2 separate regions of the Mus musculus genome follow, and region 2 is linked to region 1. A link is a loop called in an ENCODE intact Hi-C map of the cell type or tissue named here. Cell type or tissue: heart. All regions are shown on one strand. Links, peaks and the distances in the headings refer to the core of each region. The heading gives the core; the rest is flanking DNA.

What was found. Hi-C counts contacts between places; a loop is a spot of excess contacts. Peaks named below come from ENCODE experiments on the same cell type or tissue, not always from the same donor. Only the 100,000 strongest peaks of a DNase experiment are listed, where the experiment ranks them.
Region 2: it touches region 1 in a loop (4-fold over the local background); 7 of 42 quality-filtered maps call a loop at or near these places.

The regions. Positions count from the first base shown.
Region 1 is chr2:128,242,239-128,248,949 of GRCm38, forward strand. No RefSeq gene overlaps it. Among named protein-coding and RNA genes, the nearest start is that of Gm14009, 76 kb to the left of the region's middle. In heart, for the core only: a CTCF peak has its summit at 3,357; a DNase peak (open chromatin) is centred at 3,533; H3K27ac peaks cover 322 bases.
Region 2 is chr2:128,184,943-128,191,653 of GRCm38, forward strand. All of the region lies in intron 1 of Gm14009 (a long non-coding RNA gene), which reads left to right. Among named protein-coding and RNA genes, the nearest start is that of Gm14009, 19 kb to the left of the region's middle. In heart, for the core only: no CTCF peak of the experiment used is centred there; a DNase peak (open chromatin) is centred at 2,639; H3K27ac peaks cover 493 bases.

The DNA.
Region 1 (6,711 bases), core at 1,663-5,662:
AACTTCTTCTGCACAGTACATGGGGCCTCTTTCATGGGGATGGCTTCTATCGACCGAGAAACAACAGTCAGGAGTCTAGGGGATTCAGGTGAGGCTCCCCAGAGCAGAAAAGATCATCAGGTTATTAAATAACATCCACTCGAGCCTTCCGGTGAACAGGTGTCAATTTCTTTCACTGAAGACAATTTGGTTTCTCTAGTGTTATTTGTAAGACTTGGACCCGTGTCCTTCTGCACTGTGTTCCATTTCACAGAGACCTTGAAGCCACCCATAAGAATGCTCACTGCAGGGGCTGCGAGACAGTTGAGTGGATCACGTGTTTGCTGTTGGAGGCATGAGGTCCGGGGTTGGGATTCCCAGAACCCACACAAATGTCATGGTGACCTGTAACTAACTCCTGCATTCAGAAGGCAAAGACAGGGATCCCTGGAGTAAGCCAGCTAGCTAGACAAACCTCTATCTGGGAGCTCTGGGCTCACATGAAAGACCCCTCCTTAATGAATAAGGTGGGGAATGAGGAAGACCCCTGATGTCAACCTCGATCTTCCAATGCACCCATGCACACACATATACTCAAGTGCCTTAGTCAGGGTTTCATTGATGTGAAGACATCCTGACCTTGGCAACTCTTATAGGGGACAGCATTTAATTGAGGCTGGCTTACAGGTTCTGAGTTTCAGTCCATTATTATCAAGGCAGGAGGATGGCAGTATCTAGGCAGTCATGGAACTGGAAGAGCTGAGAGTTCTACATCTTGTTCCAAAGGCAAACAAGAAGAAGACTGACTCCTCAGGCAGCTAGGAGGAAGGTCTCAAAGCCTACTACCATGGTGATACACTTCATCCAACAAGGCCATACCTCCTAATAGTACCACTCCCTGGGCCAAACATCCATCACATCAAACATTTATAGCACATACACATGTACACACACAGGTACACACAAACACACTTCTCATTTTTCATCTCAAGACCCCTAGTGAGGTTCCAAGGGCAGGAGAGAAGGCCTCTAGCTGTCTCTGGAGGAGAAATCTGTAGACTGCGTGGTCTGGAGGCCCATTGCATATCCTCCCCTGGCTTGTGCTGGGTCCTGGAATCCCACCAGGAACAGAGTCTAGCCCCTGTGGGCATCCAGGAGAGTGACAGTTAGAACCAGCACCGTGGAGTAAGCACAAGGCTGGAGGAAGCTATGGATCATGGCAGCCTTAACGTGACGTCGGCATGCTAGTGTTTCCAAGTTGACTCGGTGAAGGCCATTTCTTTACAAATCCCTCCTATTTTGCCGGTTGAACCTTGAACCTGCCCTTTTTAGCATTAATTGTCAAGTTGACATAGCAGCCTGAGATCATCTTGGAGGAAAGCCTCCACTGAGGAACTGGCCGAATCACATGGGTCTGTGGGTGTAAGTATGGGAGCTCGTTTTCACTGTGAGGTGATGGAGGAGGGGCCAGCTCACAGTGAGTGGTATTCATGGTGACTGAGGACAATATAAGAAGGCTACCTAAAGAGGAGCTCCTGACAACAAGTGGCATTCCTCCATGGTTTTTGCTTCAAGTTCCTGTCCTGACTTCCCTCATGGATGACCCAGAAGTAGTTCTATCCTTCCTTAAGCTTCTCTGTCAGAGCACTGTAACAGAGCTGAAACTGGGACAGACCCCATGATGTTCACATTTTTGAGGAAGAAACTTCTGTTAACCCTCAGGGTGTGTCTCTGGCACCTAACAGAACAAATGCCAACCCAGTTTTCACTCTGTCTGTCTACATAGGTTCAAACACAGTACAGCTTCACTAAAACTCACACTGCAGTGCAAATCCTCTGTTTGTAGTCTTGGGGGACAAGTGTTTGTGGGCGGCACCTTCTGAAAGCAGTGCGGATTCTCTCATGGGAGTGAACGCTTGTCATCACAGGACTGGGGTAGTTAGTGCAGGAGGGGGCTGTCATTAGATGAGGTTGCCCCTTTGTGTCCTCTTGTGCCTGTGCCTGCTTACCCTTCTGAGTCCTCCCATGAGTTGAAACTGCACAAAAACCACAAGGGAAGTCAGACAGATTCTGGTGTCATGCATCTGGACTTCCCAGACTTCAGAACAGTGAGTCCAAATAACAATGCATTTCTTTACAAATCACCCACTCTCGGGTGGTCGGTTCTAGGCACAGAATGCAGACTTATGCATCTGACATTTATTCCGTGAGGAGTTCAGATTGCGCACTCCCTTCTCTTTCCTCAGACACAATAAGGAAAACACGAGAAAATGCAGTCTGTCGTGTAGACCAGTCTTTTCTTGCTCCCACCCATCACCCCTCCTCTGAACAGGTAAAGGCACTTCTGTGATTCCGGAGGTATAGAGGGACTTTGAAGTCAGGTAGCCGCTGTCCAACAGCAGCACCACGGGAAAGGCTTCTGACCCCTTGAAGCCTCAGTTCCTTTGTGTATAAAACTGAACCTAGAAGTTACTTACATAGGGCAGCACTGGGCTAAGACTACCACTCAAAATACAGATTCTGTAGTATGAAAATTATTATGTACACTTACATGAGAACTGTTTTGTTTCTCATCTTAAATCCATACAACTTATTATTATTATTATTATTGGTTTGTATTATTGCTTTTCCATTTTTATTGTTATTTTATTGTACTTAGTTTTATTTTAATTTGTGCTATGCCTGGACATCTACCTGAAATTTAAGTGACCCATGAATGTCAAGGTTTGACATAGACTAGTGAATAGAATGGGCTCAGTCAATGGCAGTCATGATAGTTTCTAGAAATTCCTCAAGAAATTATCCAGAAGACTTCAGGGAGAGTTGGGGACATTCACACTCTAGTTGAAAGCACTTTTCTGGGCATACGACACGGATAAGACAGGCAAGACGTAAATAGGACCAGTTTTTGTATTCTCAAAAGAAAATGAGTAACCATTAATCCTAAGTCTATGGGTCCTATGCACAAGGGACATTCAGGATGACGTAGAGAACATGAAGAGGCCTCTGTAAAAGAACGCTAAAGGCTGAGTGACCAATGAGGAGCCAGGAGTACCAAGCAGATATTTCAAACATCAGGCTAAGAGAGAATATATGTGAGAGCACTTTGTAACTCTTCTGACCTGGCGACAGATGGGAATGGCTACTTCTATATCCTGGCTACCACAGTAACAGAAGAGACTATGTATTGTAGTCCTGAGGCAGTGACCCCCAGTGAAACGTATTTTTAAAAAAAAAATACATAGTGGGGGTCTCTTGTTACATTCTTCCACCCCGACTATAAAACTGTAAGATATAATGAGAATATTCTCCCCTCTGGATACTCTGGCTCCAGGCCGGACTCTTCTCCGATCTGTGTTCTCTTGGTGGCCCTGGTGGAGGGATGAGGAATCTGCCCTTCCAAGCCTGGCTCAGCAGGCTGGATCTTGGGTGAGGACTGAACAGCCAGGCCAGACAGCAGGCCGCCTAGCTGCCCCGACTCTCTGCTGGCAGACCTGGCCTTGGCCTGCTGTCTGCTTTCCAGCTCTGATTCTTCTGCTCGCTGGCCACTGGCCACAGTGTTGCTCTGCACTCCGTTATCTGGAACTGTCAGATCCTTTGGCTCAGCCTGTGCCATCCCATGGGGCTGTGTTTGCAGGCTCGGCCCCTCATGGCTCGGGAAGCGCGCCAGAGCAGAAGGGTTCAATACCCACAATACTCTTTGTGTGGGGCATGAGGGGCCATTGGAGGCTCTGTTGGCACTGACAAATAGTACTCACTCTGTGGGAAGCCTTGAGTACTCAGAATCCATTAGTAAGCAGAAAATTGAGCTTACAAGCCAGTGTGCCAATAACTTCATAATATATAGACTCATTATTCATATGTATATTATCTGTATACAGCCAGCCCCCAGTAACCAAGGATCCTACAACCCCAGACTAAACGAATCACGAACAAAAAATATTTGTTGTAACTGCATTTGTATTTAACAACGACAGATATTTTTCCTAAATGATACAACTACTAACACAACATCTAAGTTAACTGAGGACTGTTTAAATTTTATAGGATGGTATATGCAGGTCCATTGCAAATACTGAATCAGTTTATATGAGGGGCTTGAGCACTTATAAGATTTGGGCATCTGAGAGGTTAGACGCTCCAGGAAGCAGTCCCCTATAGATGCCAAGGGCAACCTCACAAACACATATGCACATATATGATACTATGTATAACTGCATATACATATGCATGATCTTCTTCATGGATGCGTATACATGTATAAATGGATGGATGACTGAAATATACACAACTCAGGCATAAGCAATGGTGTAGATATAGACACACTGGAGAGTTACTGGGCAGCACACCACTATGAGTTGCAATAGTTAGATTTTAGCTGGATTTAATTTTCTCCTTTTATTTTGCTCTAGTTTTTAATTTTCTGGAAATAATACACATGATGCAATCATAATAAAGGAAGTGGGGCTGAGGCTATGGCTTCATTAGTCGTGTTTCTGCTCAGCATGCACAGAGCCTATGCTTTGCTCCCTAGCACGGCATAAACTGGGCTTTGCTATGTATGTCTGTCATCCCCACCCTTGGGAGGTGCGAATAGGAGGGGCCCACCATGAAAAGAGCAGGCAGAGCCTGACGTCTGCTTTTGTAGATATTTTTTTCTGCTTGTATTTATTTGTATATGTGCACATATATACAAATGCACGTGGAAGACAGTCCAGCCTCGGGAGTTACATCTCAAGAACCAAGCCTCTGGGTTTGCTTGTTTGTTTGTTTTTTTAAAAATCTTGAGAGAGATCATTTAGTTGGCATGGGCCTTGCTGATTCTGATAGACAGACTGGCCAGCAAGTGAAGTTCCAGGAATTCTCCTGTCTCCACCTTCTTGGTGCTGGGATTATGAGCGAAGAAAGGCAGCACACTGGGATTTCCTTACATGGGACCTGGGGCCTGAGCCTTTTACTAATTGAGCTTGTCTCTGGCTCCCTTCACCATGTATTTAACTCATGTTTTATCTACACACTAGAACCCTGGGAGGCTCCTCTGACCTGAGAATCTGCAAAATATGGGAGACATCCATCCTCCTGCCCCACTCGGGTCTGCACAACTCCTCTACAGTGACCTCTGCCTGTTCAGATGGAGAAGGAGCCTTTCTTTCTGCTCCTTTCCCCTTCCTCCATCTCCCATCTCCTTTTCCTCTCTGTCCCTCCCGTCTTCCTTTCTTTCTGTCAGTCTCTGATATTCAGGGCCTTCCTGGGCAGTGCTAGTCTATACCAAATACTGTACTCCCAAGAGGTAAGCAGGCAAGAACCTGCCACACTACTGGGTATATGAATGTCCTGAGCCTAGCTGTGTCCACCAGTCCATCCCAGTCTGGCTCTGCAGTAGCTCAGTATGCAGGCCTGGGTTGCTCCTAGAGTGCTGTCTTCTCTGCCTGGAATGGCAGAAGAGCCGGTCTCCATCTTCTGCTGAGTCCGAGGCACCAGCTAGGAGTCCCATCTGTGGGTCCCTTCACTGGGACCCTCAGCCAGGACACAGTGACTAGGCTGTGCTCTTGTCCCATAGGAAACACAGGAGGCACTGAAGGGTAAGCAACAGTCCATTCCTCTAGTCCTGGCTCGTCCTACCTAGACCCTAGCAGAGCAGGGTGTAGAACAGGTCTGTCTTGCTGAAATGACACAGAATCCTCTGCTTGGAGCCACACTGGTAGGTACGGAGGCTTTGGAGTTTCCCAATGAGGCACCCTGCATATCTCAGCTCAGGTACCAGGAGGCAAAGCTGTCAGCACATGAGAACAGAGGACAGTAGAATCCCACATCTGTGCTCTCTCTGAACCTCCCGTTAGGGCGGGAAAGAGTGGCAGCAACTGTCTCAAGGGATGAGATTAATGAACAAATGTGTGAAGTGCTCCGAGTAGACAAGGACAACAGCTGTTAATTGGAGTAGCGCTAACTGCAGTGGCCTGGGGCCAATCCCTTCACCTCTGGAAGCCTCTATTTCCTCATCTGCAAGAGAAGAAAATAAAAATAGGCTCTCTACAGGATTAAGTGGGTGGAGAGGAAAATCCTTGTATTCTGTAAGCAATTGTATCTAGAGTTGTAACCAATGGAATTTCCTGTCTAAAGTAGCTCCAGTTAGGTAGTTACTATCTTTCAAAGCTGAATACATTAGCCATCAGCATCCATCCACTTAAATGCACACATGCACACATACACATGCACACAATACAAATGCACACACACACGTACACACATACACACACATGCACGCACACACATACATACACACACATGCACACACATGTACACACACATGCACACACACATGCACACACATACACATGCACACATACACACACACATACATACACACACACATGCACAGACATATGCACACACACACCCCTGTAAATGGAAACATCTGAACCATCATGTTTCAGCATCCACTTTTCCTCAGCTCTCCTGGATTGGTCTTCATGAGCTAGGAAGTCCATTGTGGCCAGTAGAGAATATAGAGTAAGGCATTTGGGACCAGACTGTGGGCACAGCCTGCAAGGTGCTTTTGTGTGAATAGAGAAGAGAACCCTTTCCCTGTGTCACACCTTGGAAAATGGGATTGCGTTAATGTTGATTGTCAACTTGACAAGATTTACAATCACTGAGAAGACACACCTCTGTGTCTGAGAATCACCTAGGAGACACACCTCTGGATGTGCCAGAGAGTAGAACCCGTGATCA
Region 2 (6,711 bases), core at 914-4,913, 58 kb before region 1:
TGCTCTCAGGGTCATAATGGAAGAGGCTTTGCCTGCATCAGGATGCTCAGTGAGTAGGAGCTGTTCTTCACTAATCCAGTCCCATATCCTCTCTCCCTGTCCAGCCACAGCCTACACACACACACACACACACACACACACACACACACACACACACACACACACACAGGCTTGCTGCAGAAGATCCAGGTTCCCACTGCAGCCACCTCTTCTGGGCACAGCTTCTCCTAGGTGAGGCATCTTCCTACCCTCTGCAATGACCTTTTCTCTCCAGCCTGACCCAGCCTGGCCCATCCCACTGGCCCAGCTTGACACACTTCTTGTCATATCTTCTGTATCCTTCTGCAGGTTATCCTGAGTAATGGCTGTGCCTGGTGGGCTCATTCCTCCTTTCATGGATTTATCCATTTGTCTTTTTTCAGCCATGTTTGTGAGGCACCTCCCATGAGCCAGGTGTGTATGATGTAGAGGAATGAGCCTGGGCTAGGGCAGGCATGAGTTCTGTTCTCTCTCCATCAGTTGTGTGGCTGGACAGATAACCATTTGTCAGCCTCCGGTTTGCTCTTCTGTAACATCAAGACCATCATGGATGGCATTGTGTGGAATGTGGGACCTAACAGTTCACCACAGGCCTTCTGTAACCCTAACTCTTTGCTTATGCCCTACTACTCCCACCACTGCTCCGACTGAAGCTCCTCACCAGTGCTCCACCAGAGCAAGTGACACATGGGGCTATGTTGAGGACTCTGAGTGGTTTAGGGTCAGAGCAGAGTTGAGGTGGAAGCCCCACAATAGCTGCCAGGCTCCTTAGATCATCGTGCATTCCTCTGAATACAGGCTTTCCTGGGTGTCCTGTCTGAATGGAGAGAAGGGAGCTGGTTGGAGCCCTTCCTTCAGGCCTGTGGGCTGCTTTGCTGAGCTATGTAGAGAAGAAAGCATAGCTCTCTCAGGGTCACACTGGAGCCATAATTGTGGGCAGATTCCTGAGACCGTCCTAGCAAGAATTCCTTCCAAACAGAGAGGGAGAAAAGGGCCAAAGAAGGAAGCAGGGGAAATAACAGGAAGTGAAGGCAGGTGCTAGTGAGAAAGGGAGGAAGAGGGCTTAAAGTCAGCAACCAGGGAGGGAGCAGAGCCACAGCGAGAATTGTCAGGGAGCCAGAATAATCTCTTGACATTCCTAGAGACATTCTAGAGACATTCTACCTATAGTAGAGTGCTTGTCTGGCATGCACGGGACCCTGTGCTCAAGTCCTAACCCTGTATAAGCTGGGCACTGAGCTGGAGAGGTAAAGACAGAGAGGATCAAAGCCATTCTTGCCCACATAGCAAGTTCAAGGCCAACCTGGACGACATGAGCCCCTGAGACCTAGTCTCAAAATAAAAGCGAACATCAAAAACACAGCCAAACCCAGGGCCTCAAATGGTACTGCAGATCCTCACAAGTGTGTGTTTATGTGTGTGTGTGTGTGTGTGTGTGTGTGTGTGTGCGCGCGTGTGTTTGTATATTCCTTCTCCTCATTTGTTGAAAGCTTTGACCACCTAAAGACTACATGAACACAATTACATTCATACACACACACACACACACACACACACACACCTTTTTTATGCCCTGTGTATTCCATTTTTATTTAAAAAAAAATAACTTGAACAAGGCTAAAATATATATTTTCTCACTGGTCAACCTCTCCCTCTTCCTCAGCAAAAACAACAAAGACCCCTGCATCTACTTTTCTTCCTAATCCCATATACGTAGATCGGAAATGGTTACATTCTGTAATTGTCACAGAGCAGTGGGGAAATGGAGTGAGCGGGTCGTCTCATTCTAGCCTCTAGGTTCTGGTCTTCTGCTAGGCTAAAGTAATCAAACCCTGCCATTGCTTGCTTAGCTGTTATAGCTAGAAGGGGGCTGATGTCCTTCGGCGATCTCCAGTACAGTTACAGTTGGACGGTGGCTGGGCTATAGTCACCAAACAATTGTCACTAACAGGATGGTGGCCAGTGCTGCCTAGTAGGATCTAGGATGGGGATACTGGCTGGCGTACTTCCTGGCCTTGTATGGGAAGGTCAAGTGTGAATGTGGCGGTCAGATTAGAAGGATGCTGTACTTCCTTCACGACCTGGCCTCAGGTGTCATTGAATGTCATTTGTGTCATAGTTGTACCTGGATTCAAGGGGCAAGCAGATCATTAGGTAAGTGAGAAAAGCATTTGGGATGGGAAACCTCTCTGTACCCACCCTGTGTAATAACATAGTGTTCAAATATTTGTCGCATTAGTAAGGATAAATTATGGAATTTTTGTTCTTTCTAAGAAATTGTCACAAACTATTGTGACATCGATGTCATGATGTCCCCATGGCCTTCAGACTGTGTGTTTCTCATCTCTGTTTACTCTTCACTTTCATCCTGACAAACAGGGGTACTGGTTTTGACCCCTGAGGTCCACTGAGTGGGTAAAGAGAGCCAGGGTTAGTTGAGTCCTCTCATGAAGAGTGATGACCATGGCTACTTCTCTGTGAGACAAACCAGGCATTTTGTTCAAGAGCAAAGCTGGGCCTTGGCAGGGTTGCCTAGCTTGCTGTTATCAATGCCCTGTCAGCAGGGTCATGTATTGGGCAAGACTAAACAGAGATGTATCCCTGGCATGGGTAACTGGGATCCATTTAGCTTGCATGGTCCAAGGAAAGGGCTTCATTTGAGGGGGCCAGATAGGAGAGCTGTGTGCTTTGAGAGGGAGATGCCTGGTTGGGGAAACTTTAGAGCAGCTGCTGTTGGGTTCCTTCCCAGAACTGACTCTCCTGGTCTCTGCAGTTCAGTTTCTGGATGCCACTTCTTCTCAGGACAGCACTGGTGTCCAGAAGTAAGGTTGGGCCAGGCTATACTCTAATTTTGTTTTCATCTGAGAGAAGGTGGGTGTCCTAAGGTCCTGTCACAGTAATTTACCTAGGGAATTAAAATGCAGATCCCAAGGCTGGAGAGATGGCTCAGTGGTTAAGAGCACTGCCTGCTTGCTCTTCCAGAGGTCCTGAGTTCAATTCCCAGCAACCACATGGTGGCTCACAACCATCCATAATGAGGTATGACGCCCTCTTCTGGGGTATCTGAAGACAGATACAGTGTACTTACATATAAAAATAAATCTTTAAAAAAAATCTGAGTTGATACTGATGTTGAAAAGTCAGGTGTAGTGGCACCCACTTGTCACTCCCATGTGGAGATGGTAGAGTCTTTGGGCACACTGGCTAAACTCCACTACTTGACAAGCCCCATGTCCCAGTGAAAGACTTTGCTTCAAAAGAAGAAATGAGAGGTGACAGCTGTGGGTGATCTCCTAGCATCAAAATGTACACACATGAAGACATATGTATAAGAATACATGCACATGCTGGGCAGTGGTGGCATACGCCTTTAATCCCAACACTTGGGAGGCAGAGGCAGGGGGATTTCTGAGTTTGAGGCCAGCCTGGCCTACAGAGTGAGTTCCAGGACAGCCAGGGCTACACAGAGAAACCCTGTCTCAAAAAAAAAAAAAAAAATGCAGATGCATACAGATGGGGGGCTACATTTTTGCTTTTTGTTTTAAAACTTAAGACAGACTCCCAATATAGCCTAGACATTACACACAGTAGACTAGTCCTGGGGAAGGCAGGAGAGGCAAAGCTGAGGTCAGGCTTGCTGCCCACTACAGTCTCTTCGGTGTGGCCTTGACCTGCAGCCACTTCAGAGGCTGAATCAGGAAGCGAGAAGGCTCTTCCAGCAGTGGGTTGGCCACATGTGCAGTGCCAAGGGACAAATGCCTTCCAGGCAGAAATCACACAATGTGACAAGACTCTTCAGTCAATTTTAGTCAACTTTGAAACTTCCGTTCAGCTCCAGGAGGGCTGGAATTTAGCATCTGTGTGGCTAGTGACCATCACACATTTCCTAATGTGTGCCGTGCTGTTTCTTTGCTTTGGAATCTAAGTACCCAATGGAAGAGCCATTTTCTCTGAGCTTTCACTCCCGTGGAAAGGTGAGTGCTGGAGCCCCCGGGGGCAGCAGTGGGCTTGCAGGAGGCACAGCCAGGTGATCGTAAATCTCAGCTTCATTGTCAGAAATTCAAGATGAATCGCTGTGTGTCCATTTGTGATTCTACTGTGAACACCCGTCTGTGTCCATAACTTGTTGTCCATGTTACAACAGTCTGTTCATGACTGCATAGAGCTCCCTGGAATGGAAAATGGCTGCCGATCCAGCCCAGCCTCTTCCTAGAGTTACCATCAATGGCAGCTTGTCGAATAGCAGGTTGATTTAGACCAAGAACTTAAATCTCCTGTTTGTTTGTTTGTTTGTTTGTTTGTTTGTTTCATAGAACAAAGCCAACAGAATGCTGCTGATAATTTCTGATTAATAAGCTTGTTCTTCAGAGGGTCTAATTTTCATGCTCTGCAAATTTCTCACAGAAACAACGAGCATGCACAGGACTTGCTTGGGTCTCAAGCAGAGGGTAGCTTTGAATGTCTGCCACTGGGGTGCTTGATACTTAAGGGAGATCATGCTGTCACCACAGAGCTCAGCTCATCCTAATTCTTTCTGGGTTGCCCAGGGTCCTGGACCCATGTCCTTTCTCCATGAGGAAACAGTCTCTCAGTCAGTAAAAATTCCCTGTTCCCCACTCCTAGGCAAGGACCTGATATTTCACCACCTCTACCAGGTGTCCTTATTTTCTTCCACTCTTGCCCTAAATGTAAGCACAGAGTCAACACAATAATTCAGAATGGGAAGCAGAGGTTGGGCTTGTTTTGAAAATACCTTTTAAAAAGAAGAGTTTTAGAACAATAAACGTATTGATAAAAATCACACAGCTGAAGTGAAACCCACTCGTCCACCTTCCTCGGGGCTTCCTGTTTTGGTTAACACATTATCGTCAGCCTCGGTGGTATTTCCACCCTCTGCTTCCACCCGCACATCTGGACGAAATGTGTGCTCAACGGGAAGGGTCTGGAGCCCTTCCCTGTTCTGTGCAGGTCGGGGCATTCCACCAGCTGTTACCAAGAAGGGGCCAGTGAAGCTCTGGCTGCCCTCGGAGCCAGCAGAGCCACAGCTTAAGTGGTCTGGACTGCTTTCTGCTCTGGACCCCTGGTTCCCTCCTTGTCATGGAGGAGGGGTGGTATTCTTCATTTTTCTCAGTCCTGAGAAGAACAGAGAAGAACAATCTTTGCATCGTCCATCTGCAGCTGTTTACAGCTAAGGGGTAAGTCGCCAAACATAACACTGTGAGTCCCAAACAGGACAAAATGAAAAGGTGAACGTGGTGATGGCTTGAATAGGACCCCTGCTACCCACCCTCCCAACCCCCCAGACTCATGTGTTTGAATGCTTGGCCCACAGAGAAGGGCACTATTAGGAGGTGTGGCCTCGTTGGAGTAGGTGTGACCTTGGAGGAAGTGAGTCATTGGGGTGGGCTTTGAGGTTTCCTATTTTCAGACTCTACCCAGTGTGGAATGAGCGCCTCCTCCTAGCTGCCAATTGAAGGCAGTCTCTTCTGGCTGTCTTTGGATCAAGATGTAGAACTCTTAGCTCCGTCTCCAGCACCATGTCTGCCTGCAGTCTGCCGTGCTTCCTGCCATGATGATATTGGACTGAACCTCTAAAACTGTAAACCATCCCCAATTCAATGTTTTCCTTTATAAGAGTTGCTTTGGTCTTGGTCATGGTAGCCCTTCACAGCAATAAAACCGTAATTAAGACAGTGACCGAGATGCTAACAGCAGCAGTCCCTCTCTGGCAACCCTGGCTCCCCTTTCCAGTGGACGTTAAACTACCCTAGCCAACCTTTGAGATCGGTCTCCCTACTCCTCCCTCCCCATGACTCCGTGGACTTCTTCCTTTTCTAATATTTTGCTGTTTTAGGCAGGGACTCAGGTGGCTCAGGCTGGCTTTGAGCTAGTTACATATCAAGTTTGAACTCCTCATCCTCCTGCCTCTGCTTCTCCATATTGGGTTCATAGGCCAGCTCCCACCGCCTGGGTTGCTATGTCTTTTTATTTTGGTAGAGGCAGTACTATTTGTGTATTATATTTGCTCAAAGCTACTACAGAAGTGAAAGAGAACAAATGACAGATAAACACCTTTATTCCCAAGTAGACATAAATAAATTATGTTTTTTTTTAAGTTTCTGTTGGATTTCTCAAGACAGTATTGGGGAAATAGCAAAACTTTGCATACTTGATTTCTCAAAGATGGCCACCATTTTATACATTCAACAGTCCCTGACCCCTAACCTTGTCTTCTCAGTCTGAACAGGTCCCATGGTTGTTCTAATAACAGAGAAGTATATCCCAGGTGTCTAGGTCCAGACCTAAGTGGACTGACAGCTTCTATGTCCTTCTTCACTTTTGGATATTCTCCTCCTGCTGTGGAGAAGTTCAGACCTCATGGAGAGTCACATGGAGGACAGCCCAAGTACTCTTTGACAGCACCAGATGGGACCCCTGACAGCGGGCAGCATTGACAGCCACAGATGGGGGTGGGGGAAGCCAGGCCATCTTGACCAAATAGAAGCTCCTGTTGTTCTGTGAGAACCCATCCAAGCAGTTACTAGTTTCATGAAGTTTTCTCCAAATGCCCTCCTCTGCACAACCAGGGGAGAGGTGACCCCTCGGCTATGGGCCTCACACAATGCTCACTTACAGGGAACACCAGCAGCAACCTGTTTACCCTGAACTGCA